Regions from separate parts of the Mus musculus genome. Here region 2 is linked to region 1. Evidence: chromatin contacts called from ENCODE POLR2A ChIA-PET data. All regions are on one chromosome and are shown on one strand. Each heading gives the region's core, a stretch centred on a gene start or an enhancer-like site at or near the end of the contact. The rest is flanking DNA. Distances are from core to core; before and after follow the strand shown. Region 1 holds the start of 4930481B07Rik (a long non-coding RNA gene). Region 2 holds the start of Tnfaip8l2 (tumor necrosis factor, alpha-induced protein 8-like 2).

Region 1 (6,886 bases), core at 1,351-3,850:
GAGCAGGGACTGAGCAAGCGGAGTTGACCGGAGCGAGCAGAAGTCCTAAAATTCAATTCCCAACAACCACATGAAGGCTCACAACCATTTGTACAGCTATAGTGTACCCATATACATAAAATAAATAAATCAATCTTAAAAAAAATGTAGAAGCCTGCCACCCACTGGAACTGTAAGCCCAAGTAAACCCTCTCTAAGTTGCCACAGTCATGGTGTTTTTACCACAGCAATAGAAAAGTAACTAGTACAGTTTGGAACTTGCTATGTACCTGAGACTGGCCTTGAACTCTTGCTCCTTCTGCCTCCACCTCCCAGGTGTTAGGATTACAAGATTTCTTCCACTACATCTAGTTTGAAAAATATTTCTTAAACAAATGACTAGTACATCTAATTGAAGAACAAATTTCTATACAGAATTCTCTTGGCAAGGGAATCTGTAATTCACCACTTACTCTTTTGAATTCTCAAAATTTTAACTTCATTGCTTCTGACTTTGTGTAAATCAGTTAATCTAGCCTGCCTGTGCTTGTTTCCTTCTCTATAAAATGACCATACTAATACTTTCCTCTAGAGTTGTAAGGATTAATGAGAACATAAAGCTCTAATCACAATACATGTATATGAATAGTAATTATTAAACCTATAGAAAGACCCAGAGGAAAATATGGGAATGGAATATATTCAGTAGGGTTTTTTCTCCCTTGTTGGACTCAAGAGTTTCATGTATTCCGGGTGGAAATCAGACTCCCTATGGAGCCAAAAGTAGCTTTGAACTTGGTACTCCTGCCGCCACCTTCCAAGTGCTGGGATTATGAGCATAAAACCCGAACCCAAGTTTGTAAAATATAATCTACCAACGGAGCCACAGCCTCAGCTCTCCAGTAAAGAACTCTCGTTATTCAGAAAGAGTTCTGTGAGCTGCAGCACCTCTGAGAAATATGGCAGATGAGGCAAAGGTAGGGGCTGCATTTATCCCGTTGTTTGCTATCGCTATATAAATAGCACTCTGCCTTCTAAGCTTTTCATGCTCACAAAAATAATCTTGGCAGGTGGATATTATAGTTACCATTTTATTCATGAGACAATAGGTTTAGGGAGGTAGAACGATTTGTCTGATGTCATCATGTGGAATGTAGTGGTTCCAAGATTCCTCCCATACATAAGCCTGAATTTTTTGGATCCACTGCTATGGGAGTCCAAGGGGAGGTAACAGAGCCTTCTTTTAAAAGCTTTACCCAAACCTGGGCCTGATGGCGCAACAGTGTAGCCCTAGTTACTAGGCAGGCAGGACAACTTAGTGGAAACCCTGTCCCAAAAAGTGATAGGGTATAGAGTAGCTTCAGTGTTACGAGTGCACCTGCCAAGCGTGTGCGACTCCCAACGTCCAATAATCAGTATCGCCAAAACAAAACAAAAACACTCGCCAAGCTGCTATGTCGGTGGGCTGCTTGCTTGGACTGGGTGAAGCACTAGGTTCCACTCCGAACACTGCAAAAAGTGAAAATAAAACAGAAATTTAAAAACCCTTGTCATTTGAAACGGCTGCGGTCGCGGTGGGCGGCGGCGGCGCGGGGCCAGGGTAGAGAGCGCGCCAGGTGGCACACTGGGCCTGCAGATGGATCCAGCAAAAACCTGAGCCAGCGCAGGTGGGTGAGTGTCAAGGCAATTCGTCTCCCTGGCGACTCCGCCCCTTTTCCCACCTCCAAGGGGCGGGGCAGCAAAGCGCGGGAAAGCTCAACGGGAACAGTAATGCCAGCTCCCGTCAGGGGCGGAGAAAAGGGAGCTCTCTTAAATGGGAAATAGATCTGGGCTCCCTCCTTCTCTCGCGTAAGAAGCCTATCAGCATACTACCTTAAGCTCTCCTTGGTTGTGGCCCAGGCCACGCCAGCACTTCCCAACGTCACCTCCCCCACTTCCGGTCGCAGCGTGTCCCAGGTCTCAGGTCTCGGTGGTTCCGGTTTCTTTTACACTCGGAATCCCAAAGTCTGTCCAGCTCTCCCGCAGAGGGAGGGGCCGTGCGTGGTGCGTACGCCCAGAGGCAGGCGGACGCCAGAACCGCATCCATCCGGATTATAAAGCAGTTTAGACTGCGAGGAACCCCAGGCAATGGTCACCCCGATGACGTAATGTTTGGGGGTGGCACCTCATTTTGTGACCCCCAGCACCGCATCCGTTCGAGCGCGGCTTAGCCTGAGGAAACGGCACGAACACTTAAAACACCCAGGTTCCACACGGAGCCGACGAGGTTCCCCTAGACGCGCCGCCATACAGCTAGAGTTCCTAAGTTTGTAGATGTGAGGCACAGTGTCCAGCTTCGAGCGACCAATGGAGAGAGGATGGCTACGCTTCTGAGCTAGCTAGTCACCCCTCGCAACCCAAAGCGAAGACTAAGGCTGGCTTCTTGCTAAGCGACAGCGGCGGCGGCCAATGGCTTTCGGGCTGCTCAGACAGGGCAGGTGGACTCCGGAGCAGCCAATGGGGAGAACCTTCTCCACAGGGCCCAGGCCCTTTGTCCAATAGTGATGAGAAGACTATGAGGGGCCAGTTCCGAGCGGGGTATGGAGGGCCAATCCCATACGGGACTGGGTGGGGCTCACAGTTGAATGACAGGTCCATTAGCCAATGGCGAGTATGAAAGCGGGCAGCCCGGACTAGGAGCACGGAGGGAGCTGAGGGAGAGGGGAGGCCGAAGCGGAGAGAAGCAGGAAGTAGCGGCGGCCGCGGGGAGGGCGGCGGCGGCGGTAGCGGCGGTGGCGGCTGGAACCGGGAGGAGGCCGTAGGGTCTCAGCCCGCACCAGGATCGGAACAAGTAAGCACGCTCGCGGCAAATACCCGCCCCTGGCTCCGCCCCCCGGGGGGGCGGGTAAATACCCCTGCCCCTCCCCCACTTGGTCAACTACCCCCTTCTCCGTGCCGCCGCCCCCTGGGGCGGCTGCTGGCCTGGCCGGGTCGCCGCCTTCTTCTTCGAGGACCACCGGTGGGAACTCCAGTTTGCTGGAAGCACGGCCCCCTAGCCTGGTAACGTGGGAGGGGGTTCCTGGACCCCTAAGTCCTGGCGCTCTTAGACTGAGAGGCAGTCAGAGTGCGGCCGGGGGACTCGAGGCTGCGGGATGTCGCGACCTAAAATGGTGTCCGTGCCGGGCGGTGGGGGCGGGGGAATTGGGCCCAGCAGGAGAGGAGCCTGCATCCCGACCGGGTGCTGGTCAGCGTCCGGACCCAGGCAGGACTCAGGCTAGCGCCTCGATCCTGGCGAGCTCCTTGCAGTCACTCGGGTCTGGGGAGAGCCTCTGGGGGTCAGAGACAGGGCAAGCTGCCCGGCGCGCAGAGATGAAGGGGACCAGGTTCGAGTCTGGACTGACCTGGCTGCAGAGCTTAGAATCACGCAGGGACCGCCCCCTCTTGTGTCTCCACTCCCCTCGCGCCACTCCCCACTGCCGGGGAGTCCTGGCCCCCAATGTGCAGCGCCGCAGATCCTAAGGGCCTGGCCTCACCGAGGCCCTCCCTTGAGTTCTTAGCCGGTGAAAGTGAAAGAAGCACCACTCGCCTCAGTTTACCCTTTAGTTTTTAAATGTACTTCTTGTCCCCTACCCGAAACCCCGGACTTACTTTCCGCGCCAGTCCCTGGCAGATGGCAGGGACTTAAATGCCGCCCGCTGCCCAGCTTGGCCGCAACCTAATCGCCCCTGGCCGTGCTCTGGCCCCTTCCTTTTGCTCTGCGCTGTAGGCCTTGGGCAAAGGGCAATGGAGCCCCCACCCTACCGGTGTCTGTTCACCCTTTTCTTGTTAAGCCCCCTTTGCTTTTGAAGAACAGAGGGGGAAAGTAGGTAGGGAGATGGCAGCTCCACAGGCCTGGCGGCTGAGTGGAGGATCTTCATTGGCCTTAAGCCTCTGTGTTTGGCCCACTGTCTGCTCCAGGTGGCTATCGGATGACCTCCAAGTCACTTGCACGCCAGAGGGAGGTGGTTGGGAGAGGTAGGTTCGCAGGTGTTTTCTTAGTCCCCATTGGTTTGTACTCCACCGACCCACCCTGCTGGGAGCTTGAGTGGGAAGGTAGCCCAGGCTTCCCGACCCGGGAGAGCTGAATTGAAGAGGGACCTAGCGATTCATCTGGGTTAAAACTAAGGGCTTTGTTCAAACCCAGAATGTGCAGAATTAAATAGAGGGGTAATGTACAAGGAGGACTACCCTTTCTTCCTCTAGTTGGTACCCTTGTCCCCCACCCCCACCTTGGTCCGGGCAATGCCAGCCGCCACCTGCTGGGACTATCTCCAGTTACAGTCTGAAGGCTGGAAAGAGGTGAGAGAATTGGCCCTGGGAAATGGCTTGCATCCTGGGCAGGGAATGTATAAAGGGGAGCGAATTTGTCCCTATGTTGAGTCTTCCTAGATACAGAATTACTTATGGTTAAGAACAGATAGAGGATAGAGTTTGGGTCTCCTACAGTCTCTGAGCTGGCCTCCTTGTTGCTTTAGTGACACATAAGTCTTTTGGGAATACCCCTCCCCAATCCTCCCTGGGCCAGATTAAGGTTGGGGGAGACTTCTAGGCTACTGTTACCCAAGAAGGTGGAGTTTGAGTTGGAGGGTAGACTGTGTGAGGAGCTTAGAGCAGAAATGTCAGTGGAAAGGAGGAGCTTTCTCCCAGTGTGGAAGCTATGTTGGACCAGCTTGTGCCCTGGAGTCTTAACCCTGAGAGAGCAAGGTGGAGGAGGGAGGACACTCTGGGGAAGGTGAGCAAGCCGCAGGTGTTTGTGACAGGAGAGGACTCAGCCAGGGCCCTTGTGACTATGCCCCCCTCCACCTCTTTCTGTGTCTTAATTCTTTCTACCTTGAATGTTTCTCCTTGCTCACCGTGCTAGGGCTTTGGGTGCCAGGCTCCAGATCTTTCACATATGGCTTTAGCTGACCTCTGACTCTTAGCTCTGGCCCTAGCCCTAGGTGGCCCTAGGTGGCCTCCTTCCCAGTGCAGCCCGCTCCTGCTTGACCTCATGTCCTAATTTGGCCTGCATTAGTACATTGTATTCTGTGTTTACACTCACACATATGATTTCATGTTTGTGGAAGAACTTTGATAAATGGGTTACTTGTCCACTCTTTGAACCAGCAAAAGTAAGGCAATGAAGTAACTTGCTTGAAGGACGGTGATAACGCTAAAGGCAGAGCAAGTTAAGTTTTAGCCGTAATCACTGCTCTTGTGTGTAAATGGCCTTTCAGATCTCTGTGGACCCCCAATTCATATTTCATGAATAATACTGATCCCATGCTGACGCAAGCCCTGAAACCCAGAGCAGTATGTCTGCCATCCTCCTTGATATTCTGTTGGTTAATTGGTTCTGTGTGAGACACAGGAACAGTTAGTTTATCTGGTTTCAACGGAGATGATCTCTGAGAACCTTCAGCTTCTCTTTTCTTTGTATTTCTAAGAATCTCTTTCTAGTTTTCTCTGGCAGTACCTAGTGTTTTCCCACTAACCTGATTTTAGGGTTTGGCACACTGAATACTTCAAGCAGCTCTCTAGGATTCACAATATGGTGGAGATGTACCAAGTTGGAGGGATAAATACAGAGGGATAAATGCAGAGTATTGAGAAGGGGGTGTTCAGGGTCTAGATATGGGGATCCCAATTTCTCTTTACTCTTACTGTTTTCATTAGGTCTGGGACCTGTCACTATGGGGGACATGAAGACCCCTGATTTCGATGACCTCCTTGCTGCTTTTGACATCCCTGACATTGATGCAAATGAAGCCATTCACTCTGGGCCAGAAGAAAATGAGGGACCAGGAGGCCAAGGGAAGCCAGAACCCAGTGTAGGAGGAGATTCTAAAGACAGAGAAGAAGCAGCAGCCGCTGAGAATGACCCTGAGAGTCCAGCTGAGGCCTCTGATCATGGCCTTCCACAACCACCGGATACTTCTACAGTCAGCGTCATTGTCAAGAACACAGTGTGTCCAGAGCAGTCCGAGAGCCTGACTGGGGATTCAGGAGAGGAAGAGACCAAGGCTGGGGGTATAACTAAGGAAGGACCTGTGGGGTCTTGTCTGATGCAGAATGGGTTTGGGGGTCCTGAGCCCTCTCTCTCAGAAAACCCCCATTCTTCAGCACATGCCAGTGGGAATGCCTGGAAAGACAAAGCTGTGGAAGGCAAAACATGCTTGGACCTCTTTGCTCATTTTGGGTCTGAACCAGGAGACCACCCAGATCCCCTACCTCCAGAACCTTCCCAACCTCGGGGTGGTGACATGGCCCCACCTCCTTTCTCCACTCCTTTTGAACTGGCCCCAGAAAATGGCTCAACCCTGCTTCCTCCTGCTTCACTCTTGCCTCAAGGGGCCTTGAAACAGGAAAGCTGCAGCCCTCACCATTCCCAGGGCCTAACCCAGAGAGGCCCAGGCTCCAGCCCCGAGACAGCAGGCATCCCTGCCAGTGTCTCTCCCCCGCAGGTGGCTGGGGTGTCCTTCAAGCAGTCTCCAGGACACCAGAGTCCTCCTGCTTCCCCTGTCAAGGCACCCAGCTGTAAACCCCTGAAGGAAGAAGATGAGGGAACAGTGGACAAGTCTCCCCCAAGAAGTCCCCAGAGTCCCTCTAGTGGAGCTGAGGCTGCAGATGAGGACAGCAATGATTCCCCTACCTCCTCCAGCTCTTCTAGGCCCCTCAAGGTGCGGATCAAGACTATTAAAACATCCTGTGGGAATATCACAAGAACTGTAACCCGGGTCCCCTCAGAACCCGATCCTCCTGCCCCTTTGGCCGAGGGGGCTTTCCTGGCCGAGACTAGCTTCCTGAAACTGTCCCCTGTAACTCCAACCCCCGAAGGTCCAAAGGTGGTGAGTGTCCAATTGGGTGATGGCACGAGGCTGAAAGGTACAGTGCTGCCTGTGGCCACCAT
Region 2 (6,886 bases), core at 1,129-3,628, 130 kb before region 1:
TCTTCATCGTCATCTCTAGCCACATCATCTTCTCCATAATGATCTTCTACCTCACTGAAGCCGAGTCCGCAGTGCCGCCGATACCGTCAGTTTGCTGTCGATGCTCTGCTGGTACTGAGACTCCAGCTCTTCATTAATTTTCTTGTCTTCTTCCCCTGTTCAGAAGTGAGATGTTGATTTGTGATCTCCTATAACAAGACGACCAGTGTGTTCTTTCTTTCCTGCACCCATAAGTCTCAAGAACTTTTGTTTTCTTTCTTCATTGCCTAAGTCTGCTGCCTCCCAATTGCTAGATCCAAGATCATCGTCAGGGGAGGCTAAACGTATCACCCCATGTGGGTGAGACTCCCGGGCAGCACTCATCGTAGCTGGGATCCCGACGGGGATATGCCAAACACACTCGCAGTTCTCCTCAAACGTGACACCAGCAGCCCTCACCCAGCCACCGGACCAAGCAGTGCCACTCCAGAACGCAGAGCCCCCTCCGAGTTCTCATTTCCATGGACTTTTAAGAAAAAAAGTTTAGCAGGAAGATGATGGCACACACCTTTAATCCTAGCACTCAGGAGGCAGAGGCTAGCTTGGTCTACAGAGCGAGTTCCAGGAGATAGGTTCTCTCAATGGCTCATTACTTACTAAGTACTAAAACTGACCTTGAATTCACAGAGACCTGCCTTCCTCTACCTCCCCAATGCTGGGTCTAAAAGTGTGCACCCCCACATACAGGTGCGGTGCTTTATTTTATTTTGGTTGATGGCTAATATGGGAGGGACCAGATCACTGTGGGCACGTGGGCTGGTGGTCCTGGGTGCCATATGAAAAGAAGCTGAGAAAGTAATGTGATAAACATTGTCTTCTATGACCTTTGCACCAATTCCTGCCCTGACTTCCTTCAATGATGGATTATAATACGGAAGTGTAAGCAAAATAAACCCTTTCCTCCCCAAGAATGGTGGTTCATCATGGCAATAGAAACTCTGAGACAGGCCAGTGAAACTATGCCTCAAAGAAAGTGAACCAGACCAGGTTCCTGAAGATGACATCAGAAATTGTTCTCTGAAGCCCGGCGTGGTGGCACACACCTTTAATCCCAGCCCTTGGGAGGCAGAGGCAGGCAGATTTCTGAGTTTGAGGCCAGCCTAGTCTACAGAGTGAGTTCCAGGACAGTAGGACAGTCAGGGCTATACAGAGAAACCCTGTCTCAAAAAACCGAAAGAAAGAAAGAAAGAAAGAGAGAGAGAAATAAATAAATAAATAAATTGTTCTCTGGTCTACACACATGCACACACTAAATATGTTTTTAAAGACTTTTATTGTTTGTATGTATGTGTATTCTACATGTGTGTAGGTATCCAAGGAGACCAGAAGGTATTAGATCCACTGGAACTAACTAGTGGTTATGAACCACCAGATATAGGTGCTGGGAATAAAAGTCAGAACATCTGGAAGATCAGTGAGTCACTGAGCCATGGAGTCGCTGACTCCAGTCTCTGGAAGCCCCCAAATCAGTTTTTAAATCCCTGAATCCTAAGGCCTTTTTTTGGGTTCTCAATCTGTGCTGAAGAAAGCTATATAATTCACTCCTTTAAAGATTTGTGTGTCTGTGTGTGCCCAAGTGTATGTTCATGTACTGATTTATTCAGGTGACTCTGGAGGCCAGAAGAGAACACTGGAATTCCTGGAGCTGGAGTTGTGGGTGGTTTTTCCAAGACAAGAATTTTACTATGCAGCCCTGGCTGGCCTGGAGCTCACTCTGTAGACCAGGCTGGCCTTGAACTCAAAGATTGGATTGTCTCTGCCTCCAGAATGCTGGGATTAAAGGTGTAGTTTTGCCTCATTGGAGTCTACCCTCATTTATCAGGCCCTTTAAAGCTATTAAGCTCTGTACTCCAGCGTTTTGGCTCGATGCTGACACCTGCTGGTCACGCATGGCTCAGCAGCCCTAACCTTGGCACCTACCTCCTGCCTGCTCTGGCTGGGGCAGTCTGTGCCAATCTTACCTTCTAGGGCCTGAAGATGCTTGTATAATGCTGTTCTACTACACCACTCGATGATCTTTCAGTACTTCCCTCACTGTCTCTCACATTAAAATCTGGACTCTGCACGGTTTTCAGTACCACAAAAATATTAGGCAGCAAGAAAGAAGCAGACCTTTTATTAGGTGGAGGTGTGTAAATCCGTCCTTGCCACTTCAGAGTTGGTGCTTCCTACAGAATTCCATTCCTTTTGACCTTTGTCTTATTTCTAGGTGGCTCTTGGGACACTGGACTTCTTGGTGACAGTGATGATGAACCGGAGGTGGAGAGTAGATAGGCGGGGCCTGGGGTGGGGCTAGACCAAAGGGCCTCTTAGGAGCTTCTCCATTCTGTGAGCTCTCAGAAACATCCAAGGCCAGACTGGCACCCAGCACACGGCAGGTGAGAGTCTGGCAATGACAGAGGGTGGGTTTCGGGGTGACACTGACAGGATATCCTGACCCTTTCACCTTCACCTTTCTTTCTGTCTTGTGAAACTCTCGCTTGTAGAATTCTTGGGTCTCCCCCTCTCTCCCCAGAACCATTTTAGTGTATTTAGTGGATGGGGCAAGGCTGTCTGAGAGTGAGACCTGGCTTGGGATGGTGGCTGAGTCTAGAGCTGAGGGACAGAGATGCACATGGGGTAACGACTAGAGATTTAGAGATCTACAGTATCTTCGGACATGGAAGTACAGTGACGCAAAGTGAAAGAAACCTTTGCTAGGCTAGAGATTCATGAGGGTCACGTAGAGGCTGGGACAAAAAGAGCGAGTGACATAGCTACCCTGGGAGGACTGGGGACCTAGTTGGAGATGGCAAAGGGAGCAATAGAGAGCTGGGTAAGAGGAGGGCAGGTAGGGAAGGAAAGCGGGCCCCTATAGAAAAATCATCTCCAGTGTGAAAGATCCACAGGGCAAGGCAGAAACAAATCAAGATGGCAGGTTCCCATTGGAGTGATTCGGCTGCCGGAGAGAGCCCCCTGGCTGTCCTCCCTCTGAGAGGACTCCTATTTTCATTTGAGGGAGAGGGTGAGGTTGCTCCTTCATTGCGGTCACAGCCACATCCTGCAGAGCCGGGGAGGGGGAAGTAAGAAGCAAAACAACCAGAAGAAGCACAGTCAAGGCCCATGGTGAGAAGACCCTGTCCGTAGGCACAGGATATACCACCAAGAAGGCCTCGCTCTGCTCAGCCTAGCCAGCCTGAGACCACTACCTGCTGCCGCAGCCACCCTTCAAAAGAGCGCCCTCCTTGTTGGAGGGCGAATGTGGAGGGGTTATTTGACTTGTAGCCTATTTTTTCTCATAATTTGTGTCTGTTATTTATTATGTATATGTGTGAGTAGAGGCCAGAGGTGTTGGGTCTCCCTGGAGCTAAAGTTATAGGTGACTGTGAGCATCTGTTGTCTGAGAGTGTTGTCCCACTCCTTGAAGCCTGTTTTCATACTTACTAGGCCAAGTTGCTTAAGATCTCTTAGCTTTGCCCAGAGGTGGTGGCACATGCCTTTAATCCCATCACTTAGGAGGCAGAGGCAGGCAGATCTCAGTTCAAGGCCACCCTGGTCTACAGAGCGAGTTCTAGGACAGCCAGGGTTATACAGAGAAACTTTTGTCTTGAAAAAACAAAAACAACAAAAAAGAGTCCTTCAGTCTGAGATTTCTCTCTGTAAAACAGGGCTTGTCACCCATATGAAGTTGGTAAACCAAGACAGTTAATATCAAACACTTGGCACACAGTAGGTTCTTTAAAAAAAAAAAAGCCAAGTGTTCTATTTAAGATTCTGGAGACCCTATATCTCTCACTTCTTTTAAGACTTTATGGTACCCCCACTGACATGAGCTTTGGATCTCAAGCCTGGAAACAGAGGGGCGCTGTGCAAATTCCCTGTCGGTCGGCCGCCGCATAGCCCACTGCCCTGACTCCAGCCATGCCCACACTCCTCCAGCCAGGCTCTCCCTGCTCCTCGCGGCTGTTTTGGAGACACAAATGTCTTGTTTACAGCACGGAAGGGAAAAAGCAGAAGCAAAGCCTACAGGATGGAGGGGCCCAGGGGAGTGGGAAGACAAAGCAGGCAGAGCGGTGAAGATGAGGAAAAGCCATTTCTCTCCTTTTCTCTCATTTAGCCGGTTGCCTCTTCCAGTGACTGATCACACACCGACCGCAAGCACCATGGAGTCCTTCAGCTCAAAGAGTCTGGCACTACAAGCGGAGAAGAAGCTGCTGAGTAAAATGGCTGGTCGGTCCGTGGCGCATCTCTTTATCGACGAGACCAGCAGCGAGGTGCTAGACGAGCTTTACCGCGTGTCCAAAGAATACACGCACAGCCGGCCCAAGGCACAGCGGGTGATCAAAGACCTCATCAAGGTAGCGGTTAAAGTGGCTGTGCTGCACCGCAGTGGCTGCTTTGGCCCTGGGGAGCTGGCTCTGGCTACACGATTTCGTCAGAAGCTACGGCAGGGCGCCATGACCGCACTTAGCTTCGGTGAGGTGGACTTCACCTTTGAGGCTGCCGTGCTAGCAGGTCTGCTCGTCGAGTGCCGGGACATTCTGCTGGAGCTGGTGGAGCACCACCTCACACCCAAGTCACATGACCGCATCAGGCACGTGTTTGATCACTACTCTGACCCCGACCTGCTGGCTGCCCTCTATGGGCCTGACTTCACTCAGCACCTTGGCAAGATCTGTGATGGGCTCCGGAAGCTGCTGGACGAGGGCAAGCTCTGAAGCTCCGGAGCTCAGCACACTGGACTTTGGCAAAATGACTGACTGGGAAATGACACATCGGGCTCTCTAACCCTGCACCAATGCTTCTCGATCCCCTGGCTTCACTCTCTCCCAAGAGTGCTATAGACACTGAGGCCACCCCCACCCCCAAACTACTGCTGGGGCAAAGCAAGGCTGAACTGAGTGAGGCGGCTCTCGCTCCCATCCAGTTCCAGTAAAGGAAACAGCTGACTGAAGAAGAAGTGAAACTCAGGTCCGCTTCTCCCGGGAGGGCTGCCCAGAACCAGGGGATCCTCCTCCTCCACAAACCCGAGGAAGGGGACACTAAAGGCCACACGCAGGAAGGTGGTCATTAGAGACCTCCTGGATCTAGAGTTGGAGGCAGCACTAGGACACATACAGACGCTGTGTTCCAGAGCTTCTAGAAGGAGCTGGGGGAAGGGAGGCACAGGGGAAATAAAACCACTAAAGCATGCACAGGGCTCACGGTTTAATCTCTCGAGCTCCATACTCAGGCTAAACATAGAGGAGAGGTCTAGAAACAACACTTATTCCCACTCCTGAACCGGAGACAGACTCCCAGGACTACTGTGCCGCCATGCCTATTTCATCACTTAAGGAACAAAAGACAAATTGTACTGCAGATCAGATACAGATTACAGATACATATGAAGTGGGGGCAAGGCAAAGGTAGGCTAGGGTGCGTAACAAAGACACTTCTGTAACTGTTCTCCTTGAACCCCAAAGCATCTTCCATTCCTTAGCCCCACCACGCGCTGGGGAGAGGAGAGGAGCTGGAAGAAGGATGCTTAGTCAGTATCCACCACGCTGCCTTCTCTCAGAGCCAAGGCGTGGGAAAGGTTGTAGGGAGTTCTTAGTTACAACTGAGTCCCACCCTTTACCTTGGGAGTGGGGAAAACTCAGCGCAGTCTGCCATTCTATGGTGAGCATCACCAACTCCCAGGCCTCAGCAACAAGCTTCGCTAGGAAAGTGGGACAGGCGAGCAGCCAGCCGCCTCCACTTACAGTTCTGGGTTTCCCTATCTTCAGTGATATGGAAATTCCCCCCTCTTTTCCCAGTTAAGAGGAGAAAGGAGTTAGATATAGCAAATAAATATTACTTCAATATAGCACCAAATAAATTAGGTAAGATCATTGGAGATGGGGAGGGGTCTCTGCTTCCCTGCTCTAAGGCCAGGGAATGCTCAACGGGACAGCGAGGGCATAGAAGAGCCTTTGAATCTAAAGGCTAACTCTAGATTCAGCCCAAGAACTGGGAAGAGGTCTGCTCCCACTCGCTACGCTTGCCACTAAGTGTCCCCAGCTGAAGAAATCTTGGCAAAGATGGCTGGAGAGGAGTGAGGCAGGCTGGGAAGCTCTGTTCTTCAGCCTCACCTCAGACTCCTCTCCCCCTCGGGCTGGTCCTTCAACATCCTGCCTTGCTCATCAGTTCTGGGGACATCAGAGTTTGAAGATTTCATCTTCCTGGTCCCGCAGTGTCTGGGTCCGAGACGTCCGGGTGAGTGGCACAGGGCCTAGGACTGCTCGCTGCTGCATCCGAGGGGAGCTAGGGTAGAGACCCGTGTCCTCCTCAGGTACCCTGCCGATGAGGGAAGGGAGAAAGAGCAACAAATCAAGGCAAGGACCTGAGAATGGAGCGGTGAGTGGGGAGGTGGGGGAGGGGAGGCTGCCTCCCTTTGTTTCACAAGTTGGATGGAGTCTTGCGACCCTCTGAAGAACTTGCTCCTAAGGCTTCATCCCAGCACACTGGCGTAAGACCCCACAGACCCTGCCTCCCACGCGCTACCACTGGCGTAAGACCCCACAGACCCTGCTTCCCACCCACTACCCCATTCCAGATGCCACTGGCTCTTTCATGATTTGGGGACCACATGGGGAGAAAGGCATCCACTTGCCTGTCCTCGGGTACTTTGGTTACTTCTTAGTTTGTGACCAGCTAAAAGAAGAGGGTCTCTGCAGGGAGCTAGAAGGAGCGGCCAGAGACTCACCCACTCTCCCCTTTCCTCAGCTTCTGGGCAGCAGCCTTCTTTGACAGGCTGATCTGTGAGTCAAGCTTCTTAAGGAAATCAGAGGCAGAAAGGTCATGGCTGGGGGTGGAGGTTTCCTGGTGAGGCGGGAGGCCTGTGCCA

Evidence for each region. ChIA-PET counts read pairs that join two places held with the same protein, here RNA polymerase II (POLR2A).
Region 2: POLR2A ChIA-PET joins it to region 1 with 15 read pairs in embryonic stem cell. The contact joins the promoter of Tnfaip8l2 here to the promoter of 4930481B07Rik in region 1. POLR2A ChIA-PET finds 5 or more read pairs at or near these places in 3 of 5 experiments (Patski and embryonic stem cell).

The regions. Positions count from the first base shown.
Region 1 is chr3:95,011,243-95,018,128 of GRCm38, reverse strand. 4930481B07Rik (a long non-coding RNA gene) reads right to left here and starts at 2,600. Exons shown (of 2, transcript XR_003954670.1): 1 at 1,852-2,600; 2 at 1-1,488. Zfp687 (zinc finger protein 687) reads left to right here and starts at 2,672. Exons shown (of 9, transcript NM_001357863.1): 1 at 2,672-2,809; 2 at 5,653-6,886. The coding sequence starts at 5,670.
Region 2 is chr3:95,137,846-95,144,731 of GRCm38, reverse strand. It overlaps Tnfaip8l2 (tumor necrosis factor, alpha-induced protein 8-like 2), which reads left to right and starts at 2,378. Exons shown (of 2, transcript NM_027206.3): 1 at 2,378-2,417; 2 at 4,136-5,211. The coding sequence starts at 4,182. The coding sequence ends at 4,736. Lysmd1 (LysM, putative peptidoglycan-binding, domain containing 1) reads right to left here. Exons shown (of 3, transcript NM_153121.2): 2 at 6,746-6,886; 3 at 5,207-6,336. The coding sequence ends at 6,198. It overlaps Mir8099-1 (microRNA 8099-1), which reads left to right and starts at 5,546; the gene lies at 5,546-5,672. It also overlaps the pseudogene Gm9169.